Linked DNA regions of Homo sapiens: region 1 is linked to region 2. The links are chromatin loops, found by intact Hi-C in ENCODE. Cell type or tissue: heart right ventricle. All regions are shown on one strand. Links, peaks and the distances in the headings refer to the core of each region. The heading gives the core; the rest is flanking DNA. Region 1 has its middle 19 kb from the start of LINC02010. Region 2 has its middle 96 kb from the start of LINC02010.

Evidence for each region. Hi-C counts contacts between places; a loop is a spot of excess contacts. Peaks named below come from ENCODE experiments on the same cell type or tissue, not always from the same donor. Only the 100,000 strongest peaks of a DNase experiment are listed, where the experiment ranks them.
Region 1: it touches region 2 in a loop (9-fold over the local background); 3 of 110 quality-filtered maps call a loop at or near these places.

Annotation. Positions count from the first base shown.
Region 1 is chr3:146,895,329-146,911,041 of GRCh38, forward strand. No RefSeq gene overlaps it. Among named protein-coding and RNA genes, the nearest start is that of LINC02010, 19 kb to the right of the region's middle. In heart right ventricle, for the core only: no CTCF peak of the experiment used is centred there; a DNase peak (open chromatin) is centred at 8,813; H3K27ac peaks cover 1,498 bases.
Region 2 is chr3:146,817,698-146,833,410 of GRCh38, forward strand. No RefSeq gene overlaps it. Among named protein-coding and RNA genes, the nearest start is that of LINC02010, 96 kb to the right of the region's middle. In heart right ventricle, for the core only: no CTCF peak of the experiment used is centred there; no DNase peak of the experiment used is centred there.

The DNA.
Region 1 (15,713 bases), core at 3,823-11,822, 78 kb after region 2:
AACTGAGCCTAACAAATCTGACTCTTAAGGCTTATTATGGTGAAAAAAAGGAATTTCTTAGAGAAGTGCTTTTTAAGTAGATTATTGTTACAAGTCAAAATGATGCGACTGGTGCTTCAATCTCCTGAGAGTTTTTGACAATGGCCAGTGTGGTTACTTCTGGCAATAGAACTCTAGGAAACTCAATCAGTGACCTTGGCACTATGCCATCCAAAATGATATTAAGAGGTAATGCTCGTATTGTTCCTCTATTAGAAAGTTCAGCTGGTTCCAAATATACGTCATGGCACATCAGGGATAATTCCAAGAACAAAATTAACTTGGATTCAATTCACTGACTACTATATATAAAATAATGGAGACAGTCTGTTCTCAAATGGAATATTATTATTGGAATATATGTACATGTATGGTGAAGAGATCTTAGCTTGAGAGACTGTGTTGAATTCATCCTAGGATTCAGATACATTTGAGCAAATTTAATGAGTTTGTTCAAGTTGGTCTGGTTGCATAAAGTGCTAATTAACTTACTAGGAAAGAACAAATCTCTTGGAAAAAAGAGCTAAGTGCACACAAACTTGCTTTAAGTTTCAAAAAAATATGAAAATTTTTGACTATGGATCAGATGTTAGCTGTTTCACCCCTTAAAGACAGGTAGTAGAGAATTGAGTAGAGAATAAAGTAGAGCTGGTTCCCTAAAATCTCTGTAAAACATGAAAAAATATAAGCAATCATAGCCTATGTAGCAGAATGTAGTACTTTCCATAATTTTGATAATTATTGACCTCTGTGGTCACATTACTGAAGTAGCAAACCAATCCAGCCTCTGTGTACAATGAAGAAAAAAAAATAACTATATAAGAGCTGAAACATCAGAGCATTAGAAGAAAGACATATCCTCACAATCGCTGGAGTAGGAGAAAAGATAAATGGAGGACTACTTGTGTTATCCAAGAAGAGTATGCAAGAGGAAATCGTACTCTCTGCTTATCAGTTGAATAAATGCTTTCAGCGATCCCCATGGGGACAGCTTGAAGTCTGTTGGAGAAATCTGAGAGATGTCAAAACTTCTGAAATCTTATGGATAGTGGCAACACCAGAAAAATACTATTTTATTACTCTGGAGTCATTATATTTACTCCTAGACTAGTTTATTTTGGAAATTTGGGTAACAAATATCTATTGTTTGGGAATTTCTTCTTCAGATTATTCTCATAATGATTTCATCTTGGAAATGGCTGAAGTAAAAATCAGTCTGAATAAGGTTTTGATAGAACTCTCTATTTTGAACAAATGACCTAGATAATTTTGCACCATCAGCTGGCTGGAAGTACAAGTCTGCTTTCAAGATTAATTAAATTTTGTCTCTTTAATCGATATATAATAAATGAGTCAATAATGATTAAGTCTTGCCTGGACGTATGATCTTACACAAACGAACAAAGAAGTGTGCCTGCATCCAGTGCCCTGAGTGGCAGAATCAGGAGGGAGGTGAAGTAAAATGCTGTCTCAGTCAGAACATGAGGCACCTCATGCTTATCATATGATGCAGTAAGACAGGGTGTGAAACCTTTGACTTTTCTTCTTGCACAAGCAGTGACGTCATGGGCCCGGGTGTAGATCAAGATCAAGATTACACATTAGCTGATACCATATATTTTACCATTCACTTCCATTGTGAGGTAAAAATGCTTTTATCAGAGTTGGGAGAATGGGAATCAAGGAAGCAGTAAAAGGGAAGAGATGGATGTCTTATGCCATTTGCTTCTTTGCCTTCTTAGGTGCCACAGTTGGGTTTTGTTTCTTTCTTTCTCTTCATTTTTTTAGCCTGTCTGTTTCTAAATACACAAATGAAGTGGCAAACATTGGTAACTTAGGGAGAATCAATAATTGCTAAAATTCTTCTAACTCAAAAGAAGTCACTTAAAATATATATTTAATATGCTCTCTCTCTCTCTCTCTCTCTCACACACACACACACACACACACACATATTTTCACATTAAATTTACCTAAAGACAAAAGCAGAAATACATACAGATACCTTTATTCCCTATTTTGGTATCTTTGTATTTTGTTTTTCTATCCTATTCTTCAGAAGAAAAAAACTATTATGCATAACCTTGTCACCAGACCTGGAACCATATTAAAAGCTTCCCCTTTCAACCAAGTTTTCTCTTATTAGGTAAATACCATGGACTCATGCTTATGTTTAGGAAAAAAATATTGTGTTATTTGTGTAATTAAAACGACCCAACATTTTGGTATCTGGTAATGCTTCTCTTACATGGCAATGTGTCCGGTGTCTGTGACAGGATGTTCTCAGTAGAAATGACTGCAGGGGAAATGAAAACAAATCAAAGTCTTAGAACTTGAGTTTTTGGTTTTTCTAAAATAAATGTTTTCCTCCTCACAGAAATGGGAAGTCAAATACCTAATTTATATGCTTCATTTAAGCATTAAATAGGAAAAAATGGCCAAACGTGATTGAACATTATGCTAGCTGCACCAAGATCAGAGACCAATACTCAGTACAGGCCCTTTTGCCTCGTTCTGTTTCATGGTGAAGAACTAACCCTCCAATATGACCATTAGCCATCTTCAGATGAATACTTTTAAACAAGTTGTTAATGATTGAGTAAAAGCCATCCCAATTACAGGAAAAGTGCCTCACCAGTACAGCTACTTCAATTAATAAATTAAATTATTTCATTTTCTAAATGAAAAACACCGTGTTTTAAGCAGAGCCCTAAGGGACCATCAGTATTTTTTATATATCTAATTGCTGTGTTACGGCTATGCTTTCATAATGTTTTGTAACTTTCTAATCCATTGTCCGTCAATAAAATTATTTTGCCCTTAACATTGAAAGCATGTTTACTTCAAACACCATCCTTCCCCTCCCACGTACCAACAAAAAGGGGGCGGGATTAAAAAACAAAACAAAACAAAACCTTTTGACTATAGAAAAGAAGAAAGCATTTATAAACAGCAAAGCTTAGGAGACAAAATTAAAATGATTTTAATTTGTTAACTCGACGGAAAGAATAGGTCACCTTTTAAATGTGTATTCTGAGAACTGAGTTTTCTCAGGCATCTTTTAAGTGAGTAAAGGGAGAGATAATTGAGATTGGGAAATATAATATGCTAAGAAGTGCTCATGTAAGGAATACACTGCCCCTGAGATCTCAAAAGTCTTTCAAAGACTGAAATATCATGGGAAATACATGATAGTTGAATTCAGTCAGTTTTATTCCCAGTGTGAAATAATTGTGATTAAATATAGTCATAATATCTCTTAATAAAGTTTTAACTTTTCCTATAGCATATAAGTTTAAAGTTAATCTGAAATGAATTCTTCACCTTGGAAAAAGATGAATTCGTTTGTCATAAAAGATAATTTTATTTGCCAACAACAATGCAAACATTTTACCTCCTACAGAAAGCAAGACCATCAGGAAATATGCTTATTTACTTTTCAATTTTGATTAAGTTCATACAAGTGCATTGGGGGAAAATTGATTTTTGTTTCCCTTTCGTTAAACTGATGATCTTCTGTATCTTCTACACAAAGATCAAATGTGTGACTTTTCTTACATGTAAAAAACATCTGTGGTAGCACTCCCTTAAGTATGTTTTGCACAATGAAACAACAAAAAAATGGTTCTTCATATTACTTTCATAATATTCTATATGTACCAACAATTGATACTGATAGTAAAAATGAGAAAAAGCAATATGGGAAAATTCTAAATTAACAACTTTTAATGGTTAGAAACTATATTTTTAGCTCATCATTGTAAATTCATACATTATTTTCATATTTATATATGAATATATGTACTTTTTATAAACAAAAATAATGGAAAATGCAAAACCTCTTCAGTCTGTGTCAATCCCAGATTACTACCCTAACAAAATGTTACACAGCAATAAATCCAGAGAAAGAATTCTAGCGAACTATGTACATGTATCCAGCATACAAACAGACTTCCTCTTTGGCAGGAATAACAACATGGGTTGGAAGCAGGGCTCTGTGGCCCATTACAAAAGACTGAGTGAGGAAGTTGTTATATCTCCAGAAGGTAGAGTAAGAGGATGTGACAGCAGCTAATCAGACATTCCATTCCAGAGTTTCAAACTTAGAGAGTATGAGAAAAAAGAGGATCCAGTTGAGCTTATTTCTGGCAGATACGTGGAGTAGTTAGCACAACAGTTAATGTCAGAGATCGCAGAGGGTCCCAAATTATGGTGTATCTTAAGTTGACAAGTTTCAGGGTCTTGGCTTTTCTGCCTAAGCCTGGTTTTCCAAGACTTCCTTTCTATACCATGATGTGCCCTTCCAGGAAATCCCTTTTGTGTTTAGTTAGCCAAAGTGATTTCCATCATTTACGCCCAAGAATCCCACTCATACCATACCTCACCCATGATAGCTTAGGCATGACATGGATAAATACATGGCTTAAGTAAGGTATGTGTTTAGAATTAGCATTCACTAAAGAGGAAATGTAGTTAACTTTACTTGTATAAACACACCTGATATTTAGTTTGAAACTTCAGATTGTTAGTATTTGATTATTTTTGACACTCACTGGCAATTTCATAATTTTTAGACTAATAATGAGAATATCTCATTGAGCTGAACAAACCATTCTATGGCATGCTTTCTTTTTAGGGATCATAGAATGGGGTTTTTGTTATTTTTATCCTAATTTTTTATCTCCCAGGAGCTACTGAATTTCTATGATTACCTATAAAGTATCAGAATCTTAACTGGGGCTCCAGATGGATGCTTTCATGATTATAAAGGAAATAAACTTTGACTATGATTTATTTAGACAGAAGTGGGAAGTGGTTCATTTTGAAAAGAATTATGCATGCATATATAATTCACATACAAAACACATTTTTCTGTGAGGTCACAGATTTCAGGATGTAGTCTTAACTAGCATATCTCTCTTTAAAGAAACTACTGGAAATATCTGAAATAAAAAATAGAATAAGACTCACTTTCCAACCAATTCAGAACAAAATGCCTAGAAAGTAATTACTTGTAATAGTCAAGGTCAATAAAGCTAATATTTATTATGCCTCTCCTATGACCTAGGCAACATGTTATGTTCTTTATATGCATTATCTTACTTGATATTTATGGCAAACCTATCAGAAACATATTACCATTGTGTGCATTTAACAAATGAAAGATTAAACCTTAGATAGGTCAGAAAATCTATTAAACATCACAGGGTAAAAAGTGGCATGGCTAGTACAGTAACCTAGATCTGTCTGACTCTAAACCCCATAATTACAAACCCGTAATTACCCCCAATTTAGCTGGATACCTGGATATTACTGCTAATTACCAGATAAAGAGCAACTATATGAAACACCTTAGGTGCCCAACAGAATAGATATACTTTGATCTTCTTTTAATCCTTGGACATTGATGGTTCAGTCTATCAGTAAAGCTATTGTTTTATCCTAGGGCTCTCCATTTTCTTCCACACTATGAATTTTTTCCTTTTTCGGGAGTCAGACGTTGCCTATCTCAGTCTTCTGGAAACTGACCATGACAATTCAGCTGTGCTACATTGCCAGCCAACCTGCTAAATGTGGGCAATACTGCCTGTGCATTTATCCCTATTGTTAATGTGTAGGTGTCACACGTGAGAGAAGGAGGGAGGGGAAAGGGGAATAAAGAGAGGTATTTTATATAATGTAGATATGTATTTCCTTTTCCAAGTAGAGGGTAATATGTCAATTGCTTTGTAGTTCCTAAGCCTCTGCTTTCATCCCTCCAGTCTACACAGCCCAACACAATACCAAAACATTCCATTTAGGCTTTCATAACCAAACCAATACTGGCCACCTTGAAACAAATAAACCTGTTCGTGACCAGGTTACTTTTGTTGCCTTCTAGCCTAGGTTACGGGTGGCCTCTAGAGAGTTTAACAATGTGTAGCTCAGGCAAGGTCAAGGGAAAATATGATAACTTGAGTAGCTTTCTCTTTACACAGTCGTTATGCCAACTGCTAGGAGAATTGGCATTCTCAGTATCCATCCATATTCCCAACTTTGAAATTCACATTCATATCCACAAGACAGTAGACATTTGTCCTGAAAGTCTTTTTTTTTTTTTTTTTTTTTTTTTTAGATGATGGAGTCTAGCTCTGTCGCCAGGCTGGAGTGCAGTGGCACAATCTTGGCTCACTGCAGCCTCCGCCTCCTGGATTCAAGCAATTCTCCTGCCTCAGCCTCCTGAGTAGGTGGGACTACAGGCATGTGCCACCACACCCGGCTAAATTTTTTTGCATTTTTTAGTAGAGATGGTGTTTCATCATGTTGGCCAGGATGGTCTTGATCTCCTGATCTCATGATCCGCCTGCCTCAGCCTCCCAAAGTGCTGGGATTACAGGCGTGAGCCACAGCGCCAGGCCTGTCCTGAAAATTTTTACATCTGTCTGTTAGATTAATTTCTCTCAAAAGGATTTTAACCAACATATTTTATGGATATAGACAGACAAAATTTGTTATCTTTATTATATAAAGAAAATCATTGGTAACTAAACTATAGTGAGAATGCAATTGCTTCCACGATAACCTATGTTCTTTTGGAAATTCCAAACCTGTGTAAGCTCTTTGATGGAGCAGGAAAAAATAATGGAGAAGCATAGAGGAAGAATGATGCAATGTACCATTAAATTACTATTTCTTCCTATCATTCACTTGACTATCACAATATGATACAAGCTCTGAAAAAAATTTAAGAGAGGTTTCCAAGATACAGAATAATAATCTACTCTGATGCAAATTAAGTAATATCATTCATTAGCTGCTGAAAGCATCTCCAAAAATAAAAACATTCTCTTGTAGGATGATTGTTTTGGTATTATCTTAATTTCCTTCTTTGAGTATGAGAAGAATTGAGGGTGAATAATAATGAAAGCATACTGTGCACGATTCAAGTGGCGCTTAGAACCTTATTCTACTTCTTGTGCCATCAGAAAGTCAATTTCACATAATATTTTTTTACTCCCACTTGCAACATAAACCTTCTACATTTTAAGTCATGCTTAGCATGTTTTTCTTCTGTGTGTGTCTGCATGCACATGTGTCTGTCTGTACCTGAATATGTCTGTTTGTGTGTGTATTTGTGTGTGTGAGAGAGAGAAAAAGAGAAAGAATATGCTAAGAAGATAGAAAAAGGAAGCTTGTTTTGCTTTTATATTTCAGCAGTCTTTATTCTAAAAGAATTCTCCTAGATTTAGGGGAGAAAAGATATGCCAGGAAAGAAATTTATTTCTTCATTCAACAAATATTCACTGAATGCCTAGAACATGTCAGGTACTTGGGATGATATGTAAGGTTTTTTTAAAAAAGTTAAAAATAAATCTTTGCCCTCGTTAAACTTACATTCTTGTGTGTGAGACAATGAATAATAAACAGTAAAAGTATAGTATTCTTTAAATATATGTCATATTGAGAAAAAAAGTAAGGAAAATAGAATCTATAGTGCTGGGAGAGGGCGCAGGTAGTAAGGATAGGCTTAGTTAAGAAGGTAACATTGAGAGAACACTTAATAGAGGTGAGTGGGTTAGCCTTGTAGATGTTGTAGGGGAAGAGAGCTTGAGGCAGAAGGAATGGGTAGAACAAATTTTCTGAAGTGAAAGAAAGCATGGCACATGCGAGAAAAAAGAAAAAAAATACAGCAAGAAGGTCAGGATGGTGGATTGAAAGTAAACTTTCAGGAATTCAGGTCAAAGAGATACTAATATGAGTGAAGCAAATTTTGTAATCTATTATAATAAATTTATATTTTCTTTTGAATGGAGGAGAATCATTGGCAGATTCTGAGCAAAGGTGTTATAGGACCTCTCACTAATATTTTTAAAGTAGCATTCTGCAGTATTTGGAATAATGATAGAAGGATGGTCTATCTGGGACACAATTACAGTAAATCAGGTGAAAGATAATGGAGGCTTGGACCATGGTGATAGCAGAGGTTGTGATAAAAATTGATGTGGTCCTAGAAATATTTTGAAGACAGAAAAAAAATAGATTTCCCTGATGGTATAAAATATGAATGAAAAAGAAGTTTTGGAGAGGGATCTAAGGTTATGAAAGGGTGGTTTCCATCAACTGAGATCAGAAAGATTGTAGGATGGAAACACTTGTGAGAAGAAAGTTCAAAAGTTCATTTTTTGTAGACAGCAAGTTTGAAATGTCTATTACACATCCAAGTGGACATGTTCAGTGGGCAACTGGACATGTGAATCTGGAGGAGGATTATGGCTGGATTAGATCACAGAGGGAGTGTGTGTAGATAGATGAAAGATGAGTATGAATTACTAAGTTTTGGGGGCAATATCAAGAGGTAGGAAAGAAGAGAATGAACCAATGTCCGATAAGGAAAATAGAATCTATTCTAGTGTTTTTGAATAGAAAGATAACATGAGAAATGATTTTACATGTTTTTGTGAGAGGGCAGAAAAATGAAAAAAGAGGAAGGTCCTGTTTCCTAAAGATTAGTTACTACAGAAAGATATTAAGGTCTCCACAATAGCAAAATATCAAAAGCTTGTCTAAGCCCACAATGTTCTCTGTAGTTGCTTCACAAGTCTCTGTTGTTTGAAGGATATTGCCTCTTAAAGAGTCCAAATTCACAATAGCAATGGATCTCTGCCAGATCCCCAGAGCTATTAAAATAGCCTGCAATAACCTTCAGTGGCCCAGAATCATCCAATGTTACCACTAACTCGGCTACATTTGGAACCCTGGCACAAATGCTGGAACCACCTGTACTTTTGCAGGAATTTATGGTCGCTCAGTGAGTGCTGCCAGAAGGGAATGGTGTTAAATCACTGACAGCCTTCCCATCTTTCACAAGTGTCCCTATTGATAGAAGGTAACCAGAACCCAGCTGGCAAGAGAGTATTTTAACGCTAGCTTTGTACAAAGGACAGTATAGAAGACAGGGATATAAGCAGGCTCAAGTGCCAATGAATAATGTCTAGTAATTTCCAATATTTATTATTCAGTATCCATATGCTCTCTTACTATATTTAAACTTCTAAATAGTGACAATAATGCAAAATAATATTTCTACTGTCATGATGCAACTATCTCACATATAAATGATGATATTTTCATTCTTTCCCCTAAAAATAGAAGAAAAATCTTATCACTCACTGTAACCATTTTTGTGGATGTTAATTTGATGTTAATTGCTCTTCTAGTTCAGTCACAGTTTTATTCACTATATTTATTATTTAAAATAATTAGAAAAAAGGTAGGTAAAAAGAACAGAATGGTGTGTATGTGTGTGTGTGTGTGTAAAATTACAAAATAGGCAACAAAACGTATGCATAGCTGGTTGCATCCTAGTTTCTGTAATTGATCACAGACAGTATTTTCCATTTATGATTTCCTTTCTCCACTATCCATTCTGTGGTTCTTTTAGCCTAAGCTAGCCAGAATTTTCCCCAGTAAGATAGCTTAAAACCTAAACCTTTGTTTCTCAATGTCTAATTTCTAAGTAATACTACCCTTTATTGGTTTACATACAGTCTTCTAAATATTAAAATAAAGGAGATCACAAATAATCTCTTGGGGTCTATACAAAGAGCTCTCTCTCTCCCTCATAATAACGGATATCTGTCATGACAGAGCAGAGCACCCTTTTCTTTGCCTGTTGGCAGGAGAAACCTTAAACAGCCAAGTGGCTATCACAACTTTCAATTCCCAAAATCACTTTTAGTCCTTTATTGAAATGATTTCTCTATTTTAAATGAAGACTTTTAAACTAGCAGAACCCAAGAGTTTCAGGACAGAAAGCAAAAGATAAAAAAAAAAAAACTTAAAGGAAATATTAACTTTACGAGAGAGAAGACATTTTTACTTCTATCTTTCAATTCTTGGACCTATATACACGAGCTATGGATGTCTGTTGGTTCAAAGCATGCCCTGAATTTTGTATGACAGTGCCTAAATTTTCAAGATTTTGACTTTCAGCTCTCAGCAAGTAATTCTACTGTTTTATTGCTCTGTAAGGACACCTGACTTTGGTAGAGTACATTTTAAGAGGAGTAAATATCATAGGTATGAGAAGATTGCTGCATGACTCTTTTCACTAAATGAGTTCCTTAGTCAGAAACATTATGTGAAACATCATGGTAGAGAATAAGGTCTTTAGTAAGTTCATGGATGTCAGTGCTAGCAAAACTAAAGCAAAGAGGAAAAGAAAAGATTTAAATAGAATAAATATCCATTCCAGTGAGGATAAATTGCTGTCCTCTTCATGATGAAACTGTCCAGTGAAGCCACTTTGCTACCAGATGGACAGATAATCCCCTGTAATTCAGAGGTCAGGTTTGGAATTTAGCTTTAGTTTTTGCTAGTGGCAAGTTGGGCACTTCTTAGTGGCAATTGTCAGAGAAGTCTCATTGAATACGGATAGGTGTTGCTGAGCTCATTCATAATCTCTTTTTTATGCAGCCATGGTCATTCTGTACTGAATCCATTGGGCAAATGCAGAGGTATTGGGGAAAGAAAGGTCAACTAACGTGTATAGAGAGAATCATTGTCTCTCTCTTAATGATTTTCTCTGTAACAGGTGTTCTTTTGCAAATGAAATTATGAGATGCAAATATCTTTGCTTTTTTTCAACAGGCTTATTTTTCTAGTCTGTTTGGGCTGCTATAACAAAGATATCAAAAACTAGGCATTTTATAAATAGCATAAATTTATTTCTCACAGTTCTGGAAGCTGGGAAGTCCAAGATCAAGGTGCCAATGGTATCACACTTCCTTGTGGGCAGTGCCTTCTAGCTGTTTCCTCACCTGGTGGAAGGGACTGTCTGGGTCTCCAGAGTTTTTCTTATGAGGGCACCAATCCCATTCCTGAGAGTTCCAACCTCATAACCTAATTGTCTCTCAAAGGCTCCACCTTCTACTACCATTACATTGGAAGTTAGAATTTCAACACATCAATTTTGGGGGCATACAAACATTCAGATCATAGTATTTATCCACGTGCTTTGTCCTCTATCACTAAACTTTTTGTATTTTTTTAAGTTCCATCATATCCATCCAAATAAGAAAAATGAAAAAGAAGGCAGTTTAGAAGAATATGCGTTATTTATTCCCCAAATATTTATTGATTACCTATGCTTAGTACTCTACTACATGCTTGGTGATATAATGTTGAGCAAAACAACAAGGTAATCCAAAAGTGAATAATGCTGAGCAAAATAAACACTGGTCTAAAGGAGTTTACAGTTTAGGAGGGTATACACTAGTTAAATAATTGCACAAACATATGATTTAAATTCTTATAAGTCCTATGAAGAAAAAGAGCATGGAGTTAAGGAGGCACACAGAAGATCTGGTACAGAGGATCAGGGATGATTTCCCCTAAAGTGATATTTGAGCTGAGATATAGAGCTGTACTCTACAGCAATTAATTAAACAAAAAATTTGGAGGAAGGAAGAAATATCTTTCTAGAGAGAGAGAAAGCATACATGTAAGTCCTGATGTATTTTAAGCATCTGAGATAAGGCCAGTGTAACTAGAGGGCATGGTCTCAGGGGAAGAGAGATTTGAGATGATGCTGCAGATGTGAGATGTGGGAACCAGCTTATGGAGTGCCTTGAAGGTTAGAGGAAGAATTGGGGTCTTCAAACACAGCAAAGGAAAGCCATCAAAGAAGCAAAAGAAATATGTCATCAGATTTAAAGAGATCACTCGGGATTCAATATAGAGCAAGTGTTCAAAAGGGGTAATAGAGAAAAATGGAGACCATCAGTGGTTGAAATATCACCATTAGTAAAATAATTTTGCCATATTTTAAGCTAAATGGGCTCTGGGGTATTGGCTTTAGAAGCAAATTGCCACTTAAATTGAATATATAGAAGAATCCATTCTTTACATACCTCACAACTCAAGTATATAGACACCTCTGTTACTCAAATGGTAGTCATTGGTCAATATAGCTCTTCTCAACCCATTCATTATCTGCATGGTGGGGAAATCTGCACAAACACCCGTGGTAAGGGAATCACCACTTCTAAGGCAATGGCAGTGAGGAACTCTGTGGTCCTATGTGGAGACAGGGTAGCTGAGAAAGGCATGGACTTTGGAGGAAAGGAACTTGGTTTAGAAATCAGATTTCTCCCTTATTACCCATGTGCCTTTCCGTAAATTGTTCATCTCTTCAAGCCTCGAACTTCCTAACTTGAAATATTTGGTTTACCAGCTGGGTGCCGTGGCTCATGCCTGTAATCCCAGCACTTTGGGAGGCCGAGGTGGGCAGATCACGAGGTCAGGAGTTCAAGACCAGCCTGGCCAAGATGGTGAAACCCTGTCTCTACTAAAAATACAAAAATTAGCTGGGCATGTTGGCGGGTGCCTGTAATCCCAGCTACTCGGTAGGCTGAGACAGAGAATTGCTTGAACCTGGGAGGCAGAGGTTGCAGTGAGCCAAGATTGTGCCACTGCACTCCAGCCTGGGCGACAGAGTGAGTCTCTGCCAAAAAAAAAAAAAAAAAAAGAAAGAGAGAGAGAGATAGAGAGGGAGGGAGGAAGGAAGGAAAAGGAAAGAAAGAAAGAAAGAAAGAAAGAAAGAAAGAAAGAAAGAAAGAAAGAAAGAAAGAAAGAAAGAAAGAAGAAGGAAGGAAGGAAAGAAAGAAAAAGAAAGAAAGAAAGAAGGAAAGAAAGAAAGAAAGAAAGAAAGAAAGAAAGAAAAGAAAAGAAAAGAAAAGAATAGGAAATAAATATTTGGCTTACCATGTATATAATAACATCTAGTGCAAACAGTTACCACAATGATTAATAGGAGATACTGGTTACACAAGACCTAGCATACGGTGTAGTTCGTAGAAGGTAGCCCATTCATGTTCATTCCCTTTGTTAACTAATCTAAATGTTCACTGATAGTATCTTCAGGTCAGTTAATGTTACTTCCATACAACAATATCATTAATATTTATTGTATTTTTTGCCTAAAATTGTGCACCATTTTAATGCAATTCCATTAATTAAATTATATTATAAACAAAACATGGGAATCAAATTTTATTTTTCTACTTAAAGTTAAAACATCTAGGATATGGGAATTTTGCAGTAAAAACAATAAATACTGATGAATTCAAACATTCATAAAACTCAGAAGCAATTAATCTAGAAAAAATTACTTTATTACTGTTAAATTTAGAAGTCTTGAAATTATATGATTTTTCTCTCTTCCAAATAGCCAGCAATTCTCTCATTATCTTTTTTGTTAGAAAGAGGAAAAAAGAAAATAATAAGTTAGAATTTGATAGAAGTCAGACTCTATGGTAGACTTTTTTATACTTGTCTCAATATTTTTTTCTAAGCATCCCCTGTGATATATATTATTGTGGCTATTAGACTGGAGATGAAAGATGTTCAGAAGAAGAACTCTCCCGGGAGATTAGCATATGAGAAAGGATGAGAGCGATTCCATAGGCAAATGGCTTCTTTAATGTCATCAAATCCTCAACAGAACTCAACAGCAAACAGAAACTTAGTATCATAAATAGTAGATACAAACTTATTACTAATTTTTACAAAAATTACAGATTTATTGCAAAATTATTACTAGTTTTTCTTCACTATTTAGTTCTTCTTTTATATATTTATCTCAGGAGAAATTGTTCTCATGAGAAACTACTTAAAAATATTTAACTCTGGTGTCTGAATATCTGCTAGCCAAGCAGTAGAAGTAATGTATGTGATGCTTTTATGACAGGCATGTTTCCCCTGGCTGTTGTTTAAAACCACATACGACTTAGTTATTGTGTAATATACTAATAACATATTTCTTTTTTGTCCATGTAGGCCAATTTGGGAAAATGTGACATTTATCCAGATGTTTAGTCAAACACATTCTAATTAAGTTGTACAGGTTTACAAAGAAAACAAATTAAGGCAGTTTAAAGGAAAAATGTCTTGGAATTTAGTTTGAAAGACAGCTTGCCTTAATAATTTTGATGATATTCTGAGACTTGATTAATATATTTTTCTCTGAAATTTGCAAGTTTTAATGAAGACAGTAACAAGCTGGGCATGGTGGCTCAGGTCTGTAATCCCAGCACTTTGGGATGCCAAGACAAGAGAATGGCTTAAGGCTAGGAGTTTGAGACCAGACTGGGCAACATAGAGAGACCCCCATCTCTATAAAAAAATTGAAAAAATAAAATAAAATTTAAAATTAGCCGGGTGAGGGACGAGATGGTGCTCACCTGTAGTCTCAGCAACTTGGGAGGCTGAGGTGGAAGGATTGCTTGAGCCCAGGAGTTCAAGGCTGCAGGGAGCTGATTGTGCCACTGTACTCCAGCCTGGGTCACAGAGTGAAACTTTGCCTCTAAAAATAAATAAACAGCAACAGAAAGGTAAAATTTTCAAACCTTCTCCATATATGTTTACAGGAGGTATCTTCTAAACTTGAAAATGAAAGCTAGTTATAAATGTCAATTACATAAAGATTAAATTTAGAAACTGACAAGTGTAGGGTATACAAAGCAGTGAGGTGTCTTTATAAATTCTGCCTTCAGGAGTTGAAATGTGCAAGAGTCAAAAGATGGTGATTCAGGATGCTCCATGTTCAATGAGGTTTCTTTGTTCAGAAACCAGTGGTCAGAGAAATGACTGAGGTTTCAGTAGAAAACCTTTTTTTCGTCTTTAATGACAATATTAATGAGTTTGTAAGTCAGAAAAATCTTAAACACAGGTTTTCCACACTTAGCTCAACTACACATAAACATACACACACACACACACACACACAAGAATGGCTACATAACAGAATGGCCATATAACCTATTAACATATAAAACATATATAACATAAAATGGCCACATAACAACATCAGTAGGTTATTTTTTAATCAGGAACACTTTTCCTTGCCAACTTTGCTCTGAAGTAAAAGAATGATTTAGGAAAATTTACTGGAATGATTCAGGAAAGCTGTACATTTTATCATACACACAATCAAAAAGTTTAAAAGTCATTATACTCTTGCTTTGTAATTATCTGTTAGGAAATTTTCAAAGAAATATCAGAAGGAAAACAGTGTATTTTTAAAAGTCATGTAGTACAATAATTCTTTTTAGTGGATGAAATACACTATCCCAGCAAATCAATCTCTGGTTCTTGTATGGAAGATGATCTCTTTGTAGATGACACCTTAATGCTGTCCATTTTGATACACACTACGAGAAAATAGTTACCAGTAACTACTCTCTCCCCTGGCATTCTTTTGGTGGCCCAGCAGATAGACTGTGACATCACTGGTGGAAATGTTGACATAACGTAAAGATCACCTCTAGCATTGATCTGAGGTCAGGGAAGATTCTGAGAGCTACGAGACATTCTTAAAGTGCTTTATACATACTAGGACATAAAATCCATTTACAAATTTGCTTTCATTGTTCTTTTAGTCATTAATAGAATTAACTGGATTTGCACTTGTACGTAGAGTTAAAAGGAAACCTCTTAGACCAACTGGCCTTTTTAAAGCACACACATACACACACATACAAATCTGTATTTTCTTATAAGGAAAGATGCAAAATATATTGTTATATGTATTTGCTTTCTTTAAAATAGATATCATATACATTTAAACAGCTATTATCCCTATGGAAACAGCATATTCTAAATTTCCCAATGAATTTCTTTAGTGGATGAGGAGA
Region 2 (15,713 bases), core at 3,132-11,131:
TTGTGTTCAGCAATATTAGTAATTCACTGTTAAATTGAATTTGGAGAACGAACAATAAATTGAAACTGCAGTGATATTTCTTTCTTACTGTGTAACAAACAGATGTATTGATGTAAGTTCTGAGTGTACTACATAAGTTAAATTCCCTAGACTGTAATTTGATCAAAAGGCTTTAGACATTTACTTGAGCTATATTAGGCGGCTGCCATTGGATGGCAGTAAAATTCTACATCAATCACTTTAAGCAAAGTGAAGCTGGGAAAATAATGGGACTTTTCTTTTATTATTTAACAGCAGAATGCTGATTTAAAAGGCAAAGCTCAGGGGGTTGCATATATTGTGGCAATACCAACTAATTTTTTTTTAACTGTTTTGTTTTCTTCTCTGCTCTATTTAAAGGGAGATGCAATTTTAGAAAAATAATGCATAGTATTTTGTCACAGCAAGAGATGTTTTTGCTTTTCTTTTATGTAATAAAAATTTTCATTTTTTTATTTTTAAAAATAAGTCAATAAAGGGATATTAACAAATTATATATGATTTAAACCTTTGCACAGTATTAATGCCTAAGTCTTCTTTTTGTTTTCTTCTGATTGTAAAGCCCATGTGCATTTTGTTCCGGGTTTAAAGGCTGATTTATATAAAGAGCTGTAAATATTATAATGTCTAATTTTATTGAAACAATTTGAATAGAGAACAAAAATATGAAATCACACAGGAAATGTTGCTAACGATGATATTGCAGAAGAGAGTGTTCCTTCTCAGGAGGCCTTAAATTCTGTGCTTGTACACCACTGAAAGTAGTCAGTATTTTGCCCCTGAGATATGAAAGACAATATTGAATATTTCTGATCTTATGTTAATTTATGGTTACTCACGAACGATTCACAGGGAGGTACAGTCTGAAAGAAAATCTTTGTCATCTTAAACCTGTTGTGTTTATCACACAAAACTAACAGGAATAAATAGCACAGAGAACAAATAAAATGAGATATGTCCTAAATGCTATCTCACATAAGGAAATATATGTTCTTATGTCTCTTCTCACTCATTTAGAATTTTATTTGGTTAGAAGTTGGTAACATCAATTACAATTTATTTGGCAATAAAACGAACCAATTGTTTTCAGAAAATATTCAGGATGGTCTGACACAATCTGAGGGCGATTAATCAGGATTTCCTGGGATCAAACCACAGACTTTTCTGCTATTTATCTTTTCCCTCACTTTATGTTTAAAGTCTATTAAAAGTTTATAGTCTTCCAAAGATCATATTAGGCATTAAAATTCAGGCATCTCATTCCTGCCGCAAAGATTGTTAGAAGAAAAGAAAATAAATGGGTTATCATGAATCCATTCTCATCATGAAGAGTGTAAAAAGCATGCACAGTGGAACAATATTCATTTATTTTTACGACAATGCTCGAGAAGAGAAAAAAAGGAAGTGAAATAAACTTAGAGATATGTAGTATTATTACTTCCAGGCACAGGGAGTTAGAAAGGCTGGAATGAAATGCCTTAGTATGCAGAAAAGGGCATATTTAACTGTGTGTGTGTGTGTGTGTTGTAGGATGCCATTTTTTCAGGCTTTGGTTTATTCAGTTACTGAACATTTCTGATGCAAAAATTTGATTTAACATCTATTTAACTATTTGACAGTATTTTTAAAAGTTTATTTTATTGAATTTTTATGAGAATAAAGAATACATTTGCATGGTTTTTTACACTTGCCGTTCCCCAACATAACCTAGTGGAAATATACATATGTATATAAGCGAACCTCAAATATTTATACCTACAGAGTTTTAAAAGAAAAATATAATCAATTAAATATTTAAAATTTAGATATTTTGCATTTGTATGCAGGGTCAAAACAAAAGCAGTTCTTCCAATGAATTACAAAATTGACTGATGCTCTAGTCTCAATCCTAGTTTGGTTAATTATATCTATGCATTCAAAAAAATAAGCTGTTTTTACATAAAATGTAAGAAAACCTTTGCAAATACGTAACTTCATTTCTTTATATTGAGATGCTGTATATCCAAATGTAACTGATTATTTTCCTTAATTTAAAAAATAGCGATATGGTAAAATTTATTCTCAATAAGCAGGGCGTGCTGCAAATACTGTGTTAAATTTAATGGTAAAAATTATTTAAAGCACCCATTTTCTCATCCATAACTGTCATAGGAAATTTACTACAGACCTCTGAAGAAATTATGTGGCTTTATCCAGTTTACCTGTATAAATATAGCTTTTTATATTAAATGTTACAAACGAATGCACAAAATAGGATAGCTTAGCATCTATGATATCTGTTTTAGCACTCACAGTATGCTTTATACTCTTCTGATGCATATTCATTTAGTGTTATTAAGCCTGTACTTAAGCATAGTATTAAATGCTCACACTTTGGAGCTGAAATTTCTGGATTTGAATATTGGTCCTGAAAATGAGTAACTGTGTGACCTTGGGGAGTGTACATAATCTCTCTGTTTCATCACACAGACACTTATAAGGCAATGTAGTAAATTAAGTGATTAAGCTGTGCTTTGGCTAGAATAGAGCAGGTGGAAGAAGACACTCAACTCAGTCTAGCCTACAGGCTGCACATCTGCAGGAGGTTGGGCAATAGAGAAGCAATTCCATGAAGGGCATACCTTTAACTGGGTCTTCAAGAAGAATAGGAGTCAGCCATGGGAGGAGGAATATGAGAACTATAAGCAGGAGGATCAACCTGTGCAAAGGTATAAAACACAAGAAAATGTTTGTAATTCTTTCATGGCATAGGCATGAGATACATGTGAAAATTGAAACATGATCCTTGCCCTCAAAGAGATTTAAATTTATCAAAAAGAACCAAATAAGAGTACCTTTCCTATATACTATCTTATGCTGTAGTAGAATCTGACTTCTGTCATTTGATTCAACATGCAGATTATCCAGTGAGGAAAATAGGTCTGGGCTTTTATAATAGATTATATCTATATTTTAAATCTGGAAGCACAGAAAATAAAAAAACAAATAATTAGTCCAATTCTTACAGCTAGAAAAATGAGCATGTCTGGATTAAAAATCATCCTCTAATGCAAATAATACATCAATAGTGCTACACTGGAGTCACCATATTTTCAATAGAAATGTAGAATTTTAAAAATAATGAAAAGAGATAAAATTTATATGAAAGATTTTACCAACAGGCTATAAAATTGGTGGAGATTAGGCCAAAATGGTAGATTGCATAGAAATCTTCCAATTAAAAAAAAACTGTAAACATTATAACACCAAAGATATAAACCAGAAATTATGAGTAATTTTATAAGATAGCAAATAGTTGGAATTGGGTTAATAGAAAAACCAGAACTGAACAAATTATATAATGAACATAAGCAAGAAAAAGCTTATAAGAAGGCAAAATGCATTTTTTTATTTTAGTTGAAGGAATTTGCTATTTAAATTAGAAACTCATTAGAAAATAAGAACAGGTAATCTAAAATCACCCACCATTTGAGGGAAAATAATGCCATGAAATAAAGGGACCCAACAAGTAAATATAAGAAATAGCTACCAAAGAACAGACTTAAAAGGGAAAATAGAAAACTAAAATAAATACAAGCAATGACTGCAGATAGAGGCGGTATGATAAAGTATTCATTAACAATAACAAGAATAAACTGTGATAAGAAGAAACTGATCATTAAAATATAAAATTTATGTAAAAATAACCAAATTATTAATATCAAAGATGAAGATACAATTAGTGAGCTGAAAGACTGTGCTAAGGAATTAAGAGCCATTACCCCACAGAATGTTTCTGTGATATTCAAATTTCATAGAACTTACCATTTTGGCTTGTGTTTATGTAGTAAAAATGTATTTCACCTATCCAAAACATTTTTAACAAAGTAATTTGCGGAAAGATTTTGAGTTACAATTCAGTAGTTCCTGAGACTCCTATAGAGATTTTTAAAGCACACAAACTGTCAACAAAGAGAATGAGTATATTGGTAATTTTGGACGATTAGAAAAGTTACTAAAAGTTGATTTTCTTTACCAGGTTCACATTTTTATGTAGAACATTCCTTAAGGCAATAGAATCTTGATATTAAAATGGAAGATATAGCTCAACAGGCAGCACAAAATGACAAAGAGATAAATGAAGACATGGGTGGTACATTGAGAAGACCTACTATCCATTGAAAGTGCATTCCAAAAGACAAGAACACGCAAATGAGACGAGGAAATGCTTCAGAGTTGAAGACATATCTTCACACTGAAACGTCTATCAAGACACGATAAAAAACCAGACAAGTAGACTTAGTGTGGTGAAATCTCAAAACAAAGAAGATAATGATACAATTATAATAAAAAATGCTAGCAGAGAAAAACAAGCAAGCAATTAAACACTCATTCACACACACACAGAGAGAGACACACACACAATCACACCCCTCAGATTATCTACAAACAAGCAAGAATCAAAGTGGCAACAGATTTTCCCTTAGCAAAACAGATTTTAGAAAACAATGAAGCAATACCTTCAAAGTTCTGAAAGAAAATGATTTTAACTTTTCTTTCCATATCTATCTATGTTTATATTATCTATATCTATATATTTCTCTCCCTCTCTTGATGTCTACACACACACACAAACTTTGTATCTCTTTGAATCTACACACACTTTGTAGCTATACACATATATGTGTCTATGTATATGTATGTGTGTGACATATATATATATATGTATGTGTGTGTGTCAATTAAAGTAGTTTTTGAAATGCAACCTGTGGCAGACTGTATTTTCATAAAAAGTCCAGAGCAATATTTCTGGTACCACATTGTCTGCAGAACATCAGCACTCCCTATCAAGAGATGGATGTCTATTCCCCATGTCTTTAAACATAGAGAGACTTTTTGACTGCCGTGATAAACAGAGTGGACAGAGGCAACACTTGTTCACATTTATTATACAAAACTTTTAAAATGCTGGATGATAAAAGAAACCATCAACAAAAAAGCAACAAATTTGTAGAAAATACTTCAAACATACATGAGACAAAAAATTACCATGAATAACATTTCTGAAATACCTTAAAAATTAGTAGAAAAATTACAACCATAATTTCAAAAATGGAAAAATTCAAGAATGATCATGTTACAGAAGAAATACATATGGGCAATGGAATACAAAAAATATGAAATACAAAAAAAAATCAAAAAATGAAATACAAAAATATGAAGATGAAAATTGAAATGGCAGTGAGGTGTCACTTTGGCTTATGATACTGGCAAAAATATTTTTCAGATTTGCAATGTCTAGTGTTAGTAAGAGTTTAGTATACAAAAGACTGTTACACATGATTGATTTTGTGAACAGCAACTGATAGTCTCTAATTAAACATTAAAAGGTGTAAATTTCTTAACGTGAGTTCTATTTGTAAAAATTTATTATACAGAAATATTTCTGTGTGTGTACACATCTACACAAGAAAGTTTATTAGAGCAGTATTGATGACCTCCGGAGTTAAAAATAACCTAAATACTCATTCTTAACTTCTGGCATATACATAATACAAAGTATAGCATAAATAACACAACAGTTGAATAAGATAAAGTAAACATATTCATTTTGATAGGTGTATAGAAATTATCAGATATGTAGTAGAAAATATTTTTAAAACTTCTTATGTAACTTTACTTATAAATGAATACATATGAGTTTATGTAAATACATGCTTATGTATGTATGATATGTGAAAATATACATACAGTGATCCATGTACTGTTAATGGAATTAATTTTGGGGGGCTAGTTGTGTGTGTTCAGCATATGAATAATTTTATTTTTAAAAATTTATGTGGTTCAGTATTTGTTTTGTCAAAAGTGTGAATAATATATATGTGAATATATATTGACATATTATTTAGCTTTTAATGAAAATACTTAGGGTAAAACAAAATTCTACAAGTTGGGCAAGGCTCAGTGAGAATAGATTTTCTTTGCTCCATGTAATGTCACCTGGGGCAGCTTTAATGGGACTGGAAGATCTACTACCAAAATAGCCTCACTTACATAGCTGTCAAATTGATACTCATTCTCAGCTGAGAGCTCAGCTAGAGCTGCTGGCCCAGGATCTCCTCCATGTCACCTCTCAACTGGCAAGGTTGGATATAACACAGTATGACAGTCTCAAGTTAGCTGAACTAAAACTACTGGTAGTTCAACTCAGGGTAGTTGAATTTGAGTCCCACTAAGTTAGAGAGATTAGATAAAAACCTCGAGCTTTCTGTTGAAATTTCAGAAAGGATGCACTTTAGGAAGGAAATCTATATGCCAGGAATAAGGAATTCATAATGAGAATAAGGATAAAACCCAAATAGTCTCATCCCAAAAAGTATAAGACCAGGGTTCTACAGGGTCAGTGTTGCTAGCCAACACTTTCTGCTAGAACGAATGCCAACATTTTTCAGAGAAAGACAAATGAATCCAGTCTCTAAACATGCTACTAAAGTTCATGTAGAATTTTACTACATGTGTATAAAAACCGAGAATATTCTCACAGGAAAGATAAATAAGCAGTCAGACTCCACGATGACCCAGATATTGGAATTAGCAGACAAGAACTTTAAAACAGTTCTTAAAAATGTGTTCAAAGTCTTAAAAGAAAAAATAAAAAGAGTATATTAGCAGAGAGGACTCAATATCTGAAAAATTTTAAAAGTGGATGGTTTTAGCAAGATTTGGAGAAGAAAACAAAGTCAGTGATCAAGAACGTGGTGGGCAAAATAGCTTCTAGATGCTAGAAAAGAAAAGGGAATGGATTTTCTGCTAGAGCCTCCAGAAGAAATTCAGCCTTGCCTACACCTTGATTTTAGCTTAGTGAACCCATTTCAGATTTCAGACCTCCAGAACTATGAGAACACGAAGTTTTATCTAAGACCTGAATAATAAGAACATGTCAGCTATATGAAGAGTAAAAGAAAAAGATTTCCAGGTATGAGAAAAAGCAAAGGGGAAAGGCTCTGAACCAAGAGAGAACTTGAAAACCTGAGCAACTTAAATAAAATCATATTAACTCTGGAATAGGGGATGGGTTTGAGATATGAGGCCAGAGCCTTAGGCAGGAGCCAGATAATGAGGGCCTTTTGGATCATGGTAAAGCAGGTAGGTTTCTTCTAAAACCTATCCTCCACAAAAGTCTTTTAAGTAGAGTGACTTAATATAATGCATATTTTAAAGAGAGGGCAGTATTACAAAGAATGAATTTGAGAAGGCAAGAGTGAAAAGGGGTTAAACTTTAGGGAAGATATTGCAATAGGTGAAGCAAAATATAATTGTGGCTTGGATTTACAGTGGATATTGACAGCATAGTCTAATTAGAGATATTCTGGAACTCATTTTAGCAGGACTTAATTGTGGATTTTATATAAAGTTTTAAGGCAGAAAGAAATTGAGGATAAACCTTTGGTGTTTTGGCTTAAACGGTTGATAGAGGTTTAGAGATATATAACAGTGAATGCCACTATTAATAAATGACTCAGTTGGAAATTGATGCTAGATCTGCCTGAATCCAAAGCTCTTGTTCTTTACTACTGTGCTAAGCTGAAAAATTGTCCCTTCTTGGTCCCAGGTTTTCTTGACTAAACAAACAGAAAAAAAAAAAAAAAAAAAAAAGAAAAGAAAGAAAGAAAAAGAAAAAAAAGTGAGAAAGTGGTTAAGCCAATATGACTTCTCTCACATTTGTGATTCTCTGAGATATCTAAGACTTCTACTCAATTTCTTGGTCTACACATCAAGAAACATGAACTGAATCAATGTATATCCAATTTAAATTACCCAGTTGTGTCAGTCTGAAAAATTCAACATTCACATGCACATTTACATACACACAGTCAAGAAATAATGGGATAAATTGGAAAGCACGTGAACTTGGAGTCACAAATATGCTTGTTTTTGAGTCTTGGCACGAGCGCTTTCTGATATGTGTCACTGTATATGTCATTTAACCTTTCTGAAACTCAATTTTTTCATAAGTAAAAAGCAAATATTAACTCTCAGAGCATTGTAACTAAGCAAGTTACATTTGACTGTGAAATTAAAAACTAGAAATACTTGTTGGTCTTCAGTGGTCCAACTTACAAAAATTACAATCATTGTAACATTTGAAAATAAAAAGATGTGTGTAAAATAAAATTAATAATTTTCTTTTCTTCTTCCAATCTCAAATATAAACACTATTAGCAGTTTGACAAGAATTTTCATGCAGTTAATTTTGCATCTTAAACATTTGCAAAGATTACACATGTGCATGTACACACACTATATACATTCTATAATTTGCTTTTGCTAAAATATATATTTTAGATTTTCTCTCAAAGTAACACATATATCAACCTGGTTTGTGTTAATAACCACATAATAATCAATGTTACATTTATACCAAGGTATCAATAGGTGTACCATTTAATCATTCCAATTTTGAGGAAAATTCAGATTATTCCAAGTCTTTAATATTAATAACAATGCTATAATAACTATCCTGGAATATTTATCTTTTAATCCTCTAATTTTATTTGTATTTAATAAGTGGTTGAAATGGGAGAACTAGTCCAAGTGCTATAAGTACTATTTATTTAAATTATTTAAATATTAAATTTACATAATATTAAACTAAATTATAACTATTTAAATACCAAATTACTTTCCAAAAGCTTGTAATAATCACATTATTCTCATACCTAGAATTTCACCAACAGTGGATGCTATTAATTTTTATTTTTGCTAAACTAATGAATGTAGTATCTGTTATCAACTTTATTTTTTGATAACTAATAATAATCTGCTCTTACGTTTTTGCCTGTACTTATTTCAGTGAAATACATGCTTTTTTTCTTGGACTTTTTAAATGAAAGATGGACTACCTACATTTCTTATTAACTTACGGATCAATTACTTATTTAATACTTGTTTGTCATCATTTTTTCTTGATCTGTAAGTTTTGTTTTGATTTCATTATAACTTTTTGCCAATGTAAGTTTTTTATATTTATGTAATTAAATGTATATATTTTTCACTCTAAGGTTTCTAGGATCTTAGGGTGAACCAAAATATGAAGTCTCCTCAAATTTTAATTTTTCTATTTTCTTCCAGTCTTCTTTGCTTTTTTCACATCTTTATCTCATCAAGAGATTATATGCACATAATGTATAGTAAGGTCTGATCTAATTTTTTGTCAATGTAACTGGTACTTAGCACAAATTATTGAACAATGGATCCATACCCCATGAATTTTTTTAGTTCCTGTATAGGGTTTAATGTTTCCAGATTTCGTTCTGTTCCATTGATAAATATGTCTATTTCTGTGCCAGCCCTGTGATGTCATGATTATCCTAGCTTTTTACTGTGTTTTAATATTTGCTAGTCCAAGTCTTAGCTTATGTTTGTTATCAAAACCTTCTTAGAAATGTTCACCTTTCTATTCTTTTATGTACTTTATGATAATTTTAATTATTTCAAAAACACTTTTTATTTCATTTGGACTCTGTTGTATGAATATCAGTTTTTCTGGAAATATTTGTACTAAAAAACTGGAAACTTGGATGCTTAAATTCTCATTTGATTGAACCAAACCAAAAGGAAACTAAACAGTAAAAGAAAAGCATGTTGTGCCTCAGAGTGCTCCAGGAAATAAGTACAAACCCAGAAACATAAACTTTTGAAAGGAAAGGTAGAACTGACTTGAAGACACTAGTCAGAATAAAATTAATCACAGTTGTAGTTTATTAACTGCTTATTTGATAAGACTACTGTGTGAGATACATGGATTATTCTTTTCTTCATATAAGAATATCACAAGGTACATTTAACTAGAATGACTGGTTAGGCATGTTTGTGGTCAAGGAAGCGCATATTTCATGTTTTGGGAAAGAAGAGATCAGATATCCTCATTTATTTTCATGCTATGAAATGGCTGAGTAGCACTATATTGGATGGCTCACTTCAGAAGAAATATCAACTTTACAGTCTTATGAAAAGCTCTTTTTCTAATAGTGATGGTAGAATAATTACAACACAGATAGTTGGAGAAGAAAGTACCTTTTATCAACTCTACATCCCTGATAATTGGTAAGGAGCAAATGTGGGGAAGTATCTATTGAGGAATCTCTAGAAGTTTTACCTATCCATAAAAGTGAAACATAACAAAATCAAACTAAGTCACAGAAATAAAGTAAAATTGTCAAAAACGTTTAGGTGGTGAGACTTGGATAATACTGAAACATTTCCAAGAAAAGCTCTGAAATACTTTTCAGATAGAAGACATATTTATATGGTTAGGTTAGAAGACAGGAATCTTGCCTGAAGGCAAAGAGAAAAATAGAGAAATTTCAAACAATACCACCACAACAAAAATTCTCTTTAATCTGGTACCTTTATTATTTTTTCTCTCTTAGTTTTTTCTCATCATTCAATATACTCCTAAATCTTGAATGCTCTTTTCCTAAACTGCTTCTGCCAATTTTTCTAACTCTGAAATGTCTGATCCATTACTGAGTTCAAAGACATATGCACATGACTTTAAACTTTGTCACTTCTGAACCCAGAGAAAAATTAAATGAATGACCTATAAAACATTTTATTTAATAGTAAATCTATGTAATATAAAGTATATAGATTATAATGGTATCCAATTTTAATTACAGCATATCCCCATAATGTGTAATATAGAGAAAAGCTGAAGAAATATAAATGAAAAAATATTTCAAAGGATGAAATATAAGGGTTTATTTCAAAAGTGAGAATAGGTTAGCTGTCATATATCACTATCTTTGTATGAGACACTGAGCATATCTGGCTGACTGAGTGGACATTCTCTTCCTTCAGCTTCCTATGTGGTTCCCTAAAAGCTATCTACATGAGGGGAAATGAGAATATTTAAGACAATATGTAATTACTGAAGTAGCATGGCATCTTAGAAACGATAAAACACAACTGTGGATATTTAATAAACAAAAATACACATTAGAAATCTTGCCCAGTGTCCATAAGGCCCAGGAGTAATAGGAATCCTGTCATCTAAGCCTCCTTCCACCATACTCACCACTTTATTTACCTGTCTCCTATAATTTTATTCTTTTTAACTTCCTTCTTGACTACTTATATTTTTGCTCTTGTAATTGATGCAGTGTCTATGTTTAGCCAATTGCTGGAACACCTTTAAAGTTGATACTTCCTATTCCAAATGTAGAATATTACTTAGCTTACTTTACCTAATTTACCAAACTCCTGTCTCCCATTTTCTAGACCCTTTAGATGCCAGGGCTCTCTGTTCTAGGCACTCTGTCCAGGAACTTGAATTTATATTGCCTTCCTGCTCTCCCTCAGACCCTACCAAATGATCTGCAAATGCATTTGAGAATAGAGTCAATGACCTCTTCACATTTGAAATGAATGCAATTTTATGGGGTTTTCATAATATAAAACCAAAAAAAAATTTTTGCATGTCTGTATGTAAATAGACAACATATAGCAGAGTAAATGGTATTTTATAATAGAGTAAAACATAGCAAAAAGTTACCATGTACCAATTAGCATTTTACTTTCAATAAATATTCAATCCTTAATATAAATATGTAATAAAAATATATAATACTCTATATATCATATAATTTTATTATTCAACATCTACAGTGTATTAGGTTGTGTCTTTAGGAAATCATTAATTAATATTATTTGGTGAAATTATATTGGTACAGTTGTTTGCATCACAACAAAATGTTTTCTAAGAAATATTTTGTAATATTAAATGCCAATAATCAATTTCTCAAGAAATTGCCACTAGATTTTAATAAGTTAGTGTTATATTACCTTACATCTCACTATATTTTCATACATTTGAAAAGTTCAGAACCATTTCAAATAGCAAGTCCATTTTCCTGTTCTAAATTTTTGTCTAACCAAACTAATTGATTTTGAATATTTCCTATGTGTCCCATATGTAGTGCTAAAAAAAGACTAATGTTGAACTTTAAAGTGGTATTTCACTCTTTCTTCACTGGCAAATCTCTTATTAAAATGGAAATAATCATTTGGGTTTATACAGTATCATATTATCAAATGTAATGAGAAGAGCCTATTTAGAATTTTTAGATGCAATCTTGGTAATGAGAATTAATTTTGCCAGTCATGTAAGATATATATCTAAAGTTTAATTTGTGTTTAGGTATTATTTTATTAAATATCTAAATCTTGGGAAATATTAATCAATGTGTTTGACTTCAGAAATGCTTGCCATATATCCATCACATTTGTTAATAAAATGAAGTCTTGACAGATTAAAATTTTTGCAGGTTAGAAGTTTTCAAAGAAAATACAGCATATGAAACCATAAATGGTAATATTCTCCAAAATCTTAAGTCAAATGATATAATAGCATTAAGAAACAGGTAAACTCTTCTCATTAGAAAAATATCTGATCTAATGAAATGTCGAAAGGTAACTTAGAAAGAAAGGTGGCTACTGCTTACTCATTTGCTGTGGAAGAATAGTAGAAATAAGAGTGACAATGATTCACCTTTTCATCAAACAAAAATCTCCTTATTACATTGAGTTTTAAATCAGCAGAAGTGTACTGAACTGTCCAGATGGTAGGATTGGACTGAATATTAGACCAAATGCACTAATGGTTCCTGACAACAGTGCATGGATAGTGCTGAAACATGACAATGTAAGCAGAAGGAGTCTCTCTTTCTCAGTCTGCTCTTCCTTTCCTCTCCTCCAACCTCATCTAGCCTGACATTTGACAGTTGGCAGATATTTCATCCCAAGAAATGGGGCCAAATCTTTGATTTGAATCAGCACATGGAAATTGCCTCACTTTAATGTCCATGACAAATTTGTTTGCATTTTCTATTTCTTAGATTATGTGAAAATGCTTATTAAAATAAACTGGAAATTTGGATAAGTTATTAGATTCCTTCTTTTGTTGAACTTTCTCACAGGTGTAAACTATAACACTACATTTCTTTTAGTTGAAGAAAAAAGTACCTTGTCAAGAAAATTAGACTTTGAGAGTTGTTACCTTATTTGTGCTTCTGTCTTTTGAACAACCTATAAATGTAATGTCATTACATTTTTTTTTTTTGCATGTGTTTAGTATTGGAGATAATTGTCTTTTGTATTGAGAGTGGAGACTTAGGATTTGTGGTCAAATAATTCAGCATTATGCATTTGGGCCATATCATATCCATTTTAGAATGAGAGGAGGCTGACAGGGCGCAGTGGCTCATGCCGGTAATCCCAGCACTTTGGGAAACCGAAGCAGGCAGATTACCTGAGGTCAGGAGTTCAAGACCAGCCTGGCCAACATAGTGAAACCTTGTCTCTACTGGAAAAAACCCAAAAAATTAGCCAGGCGTGGTGGCGGGCACCTGTAATCCCAGCTACTCGGGAGGCTGAGGTGGGAGAATCGCTTGTACCCGGGAGGAGGAGTTTGCCGTGAGCCGATATCTCACCACTGCACTCCAGCTTGGGTGGGTGACAGTGGGAGAATCCGTCTCAAAAAAAAAAAAAAAAAAAAAAAAGCCACAAGAAAGAACAAAAACAAAACCTAGAATTAAGCTTTCTAAATGTATAGGTATATGTGCTCCTATAAAATTTTTATTCATTTATTCAACAAAATTTTATTTAGTATACATATCCTGTTTAGTGTTGTGGATACAACAGGGATTAAAGAGTCAGTCCTTCTCCCAAGAGACTTACAGTAAAATGGGAACAGTGGAGGCCATCTCCCATTTTATTTCTCCATAACAGTAAAGAAAATTTCAAAAACAAATTTCTAAAAATATAGAATTTATATTATCATACAAATTATTTAATATCTAGAGATAAATTGAATAAATATTTGTAAGACAATTTACCAAAAACTGTTATTATTGAGATAAATTTAAAAATATTTAAAAATGGGGTAGATATATAACATGTTCACAGATTAAACACTTAATATTTTTAAGATTTAAATTTTTTCTACATGTATCTATAGATTCATTATACTCTTAATCAAAATCTCTTCATTTACCTTAATTGTTAGTCAACTCACTTTTGGATATATACTCCAGAAACACTTGTGTACAGGTAATAAGAAAAGGAGTGTGAAGATGCTTATCTCAGCAGTATTTGGGGTAGTAAGAATTTGGAGATAACCTAGGTGCTCATTACGAAAAGAATAAGTGAAAACAGATGGATAAATTATTTAGAAAAAAGTACATAATTTTAAGATAATGAATTAGAAATATATTCAACAACATAGATAAATCTTAAAATGTTGGAGAGAAAAGTAAAAAACAAAATGAATGCTATAGAATAAATCCATAGCACGATAAAAATTTTTGTACATTTAAAGAATATACACAAAGACACCATATATTTCTCAAAATTACAAACATTTAAAAGATATATTTGAGTAAGTGCCTGTTTTAACAATAGGAATGGAGATTTGCTCAGCTATGTAGATGAAAATGAATTGAAATAAAGAACAGCTTTGCAAATATTAAGGATAACCATGTACCATGAATAAAAGAGTATCTTCTATTCATGGCACATTAAGTTCTCTTCAACTCTATTCATCAGAAAAATACATATAAATATAAAATAAAGTATTGAAAAAACAGGAGTCATCAGTTGGGTCTACTATTCTTAAAAACCTGACAAACATTAAAGAAAAAAACGTTTCTTGAATTTGGCATTATGGAGTTTTTAATGATCTCAACAAGAACAATTTCGGTAAAGTGGGAAGGATACCACAACTCAACTTGCTATAGGTGCCCTCTGGCCCCCAAAATTCACATCTGTCCCAAGTGCAGAATACATTCACACCATCCCAACGTCCCCAATATTGCAACCCATTAAAGCATCAGCTCCAAGTCCAAAATTTCATCTAAATATTATCAGTTTTAAAAGTCTCATATCTTGTATTTTAAAGCCATCTAAATCAGGTATGAGTGAGACTTGGGGTATAATCCATCTTGGAGCAAAGTCATTATTCATTTGTGAATCTGTGAAACTAAAAAACAAGTTATCTTCTTCAAAAATGCCATGGTGGAACAAACATTGAATAGGCATTCTAATTCCAAAAGGAAAAAAAAAAGGGAAGGGATAAAGAGGTTACTGGTCCCAAGCAAGTTTGAAATCCAGCAAGGAATGTTCCACTAGGTTACAAGACATGAGAATAATCCTCTGTGGCTCAAGGCTCTACCCTCTGGGCTCACAGCAGCTCTGTCCTCTGCCTCTGTGCCTGCTGTCTCTTCCTCAGCCCCACTGGCTTCTGCTCCTTCCATGTCAGACTCGGCCTCTGCACTGGCTACATCAGACCCACAAACCCAGGTGGCCTCTGTTCACAGCAGTTCTGTCATTGGAGTTATTCTTTCTGTTTCTTGAAGGACAGCTTAGGTTTGTAGCCAAGTAATTCTGTTAGTTCACTCCTGTTTGTACAATCCTAGAAATCTGACAGCCTTCTGTATTTCATCTCTTCTCTGTCTCCTTCAGCTCAAGCTGGCAGTATTTCTGCTGATACAACATTCTTGCAAACCTAACGAATTTCCTTTATATGTCACAGAGATACATGCCACTGAAAAAGAGGGTCCTTCACAGATCTTTTCTGAATCGCCTATCCTATTCCAGGAGTCTACCTGAGACGACAGGAATCACATATCGAATCT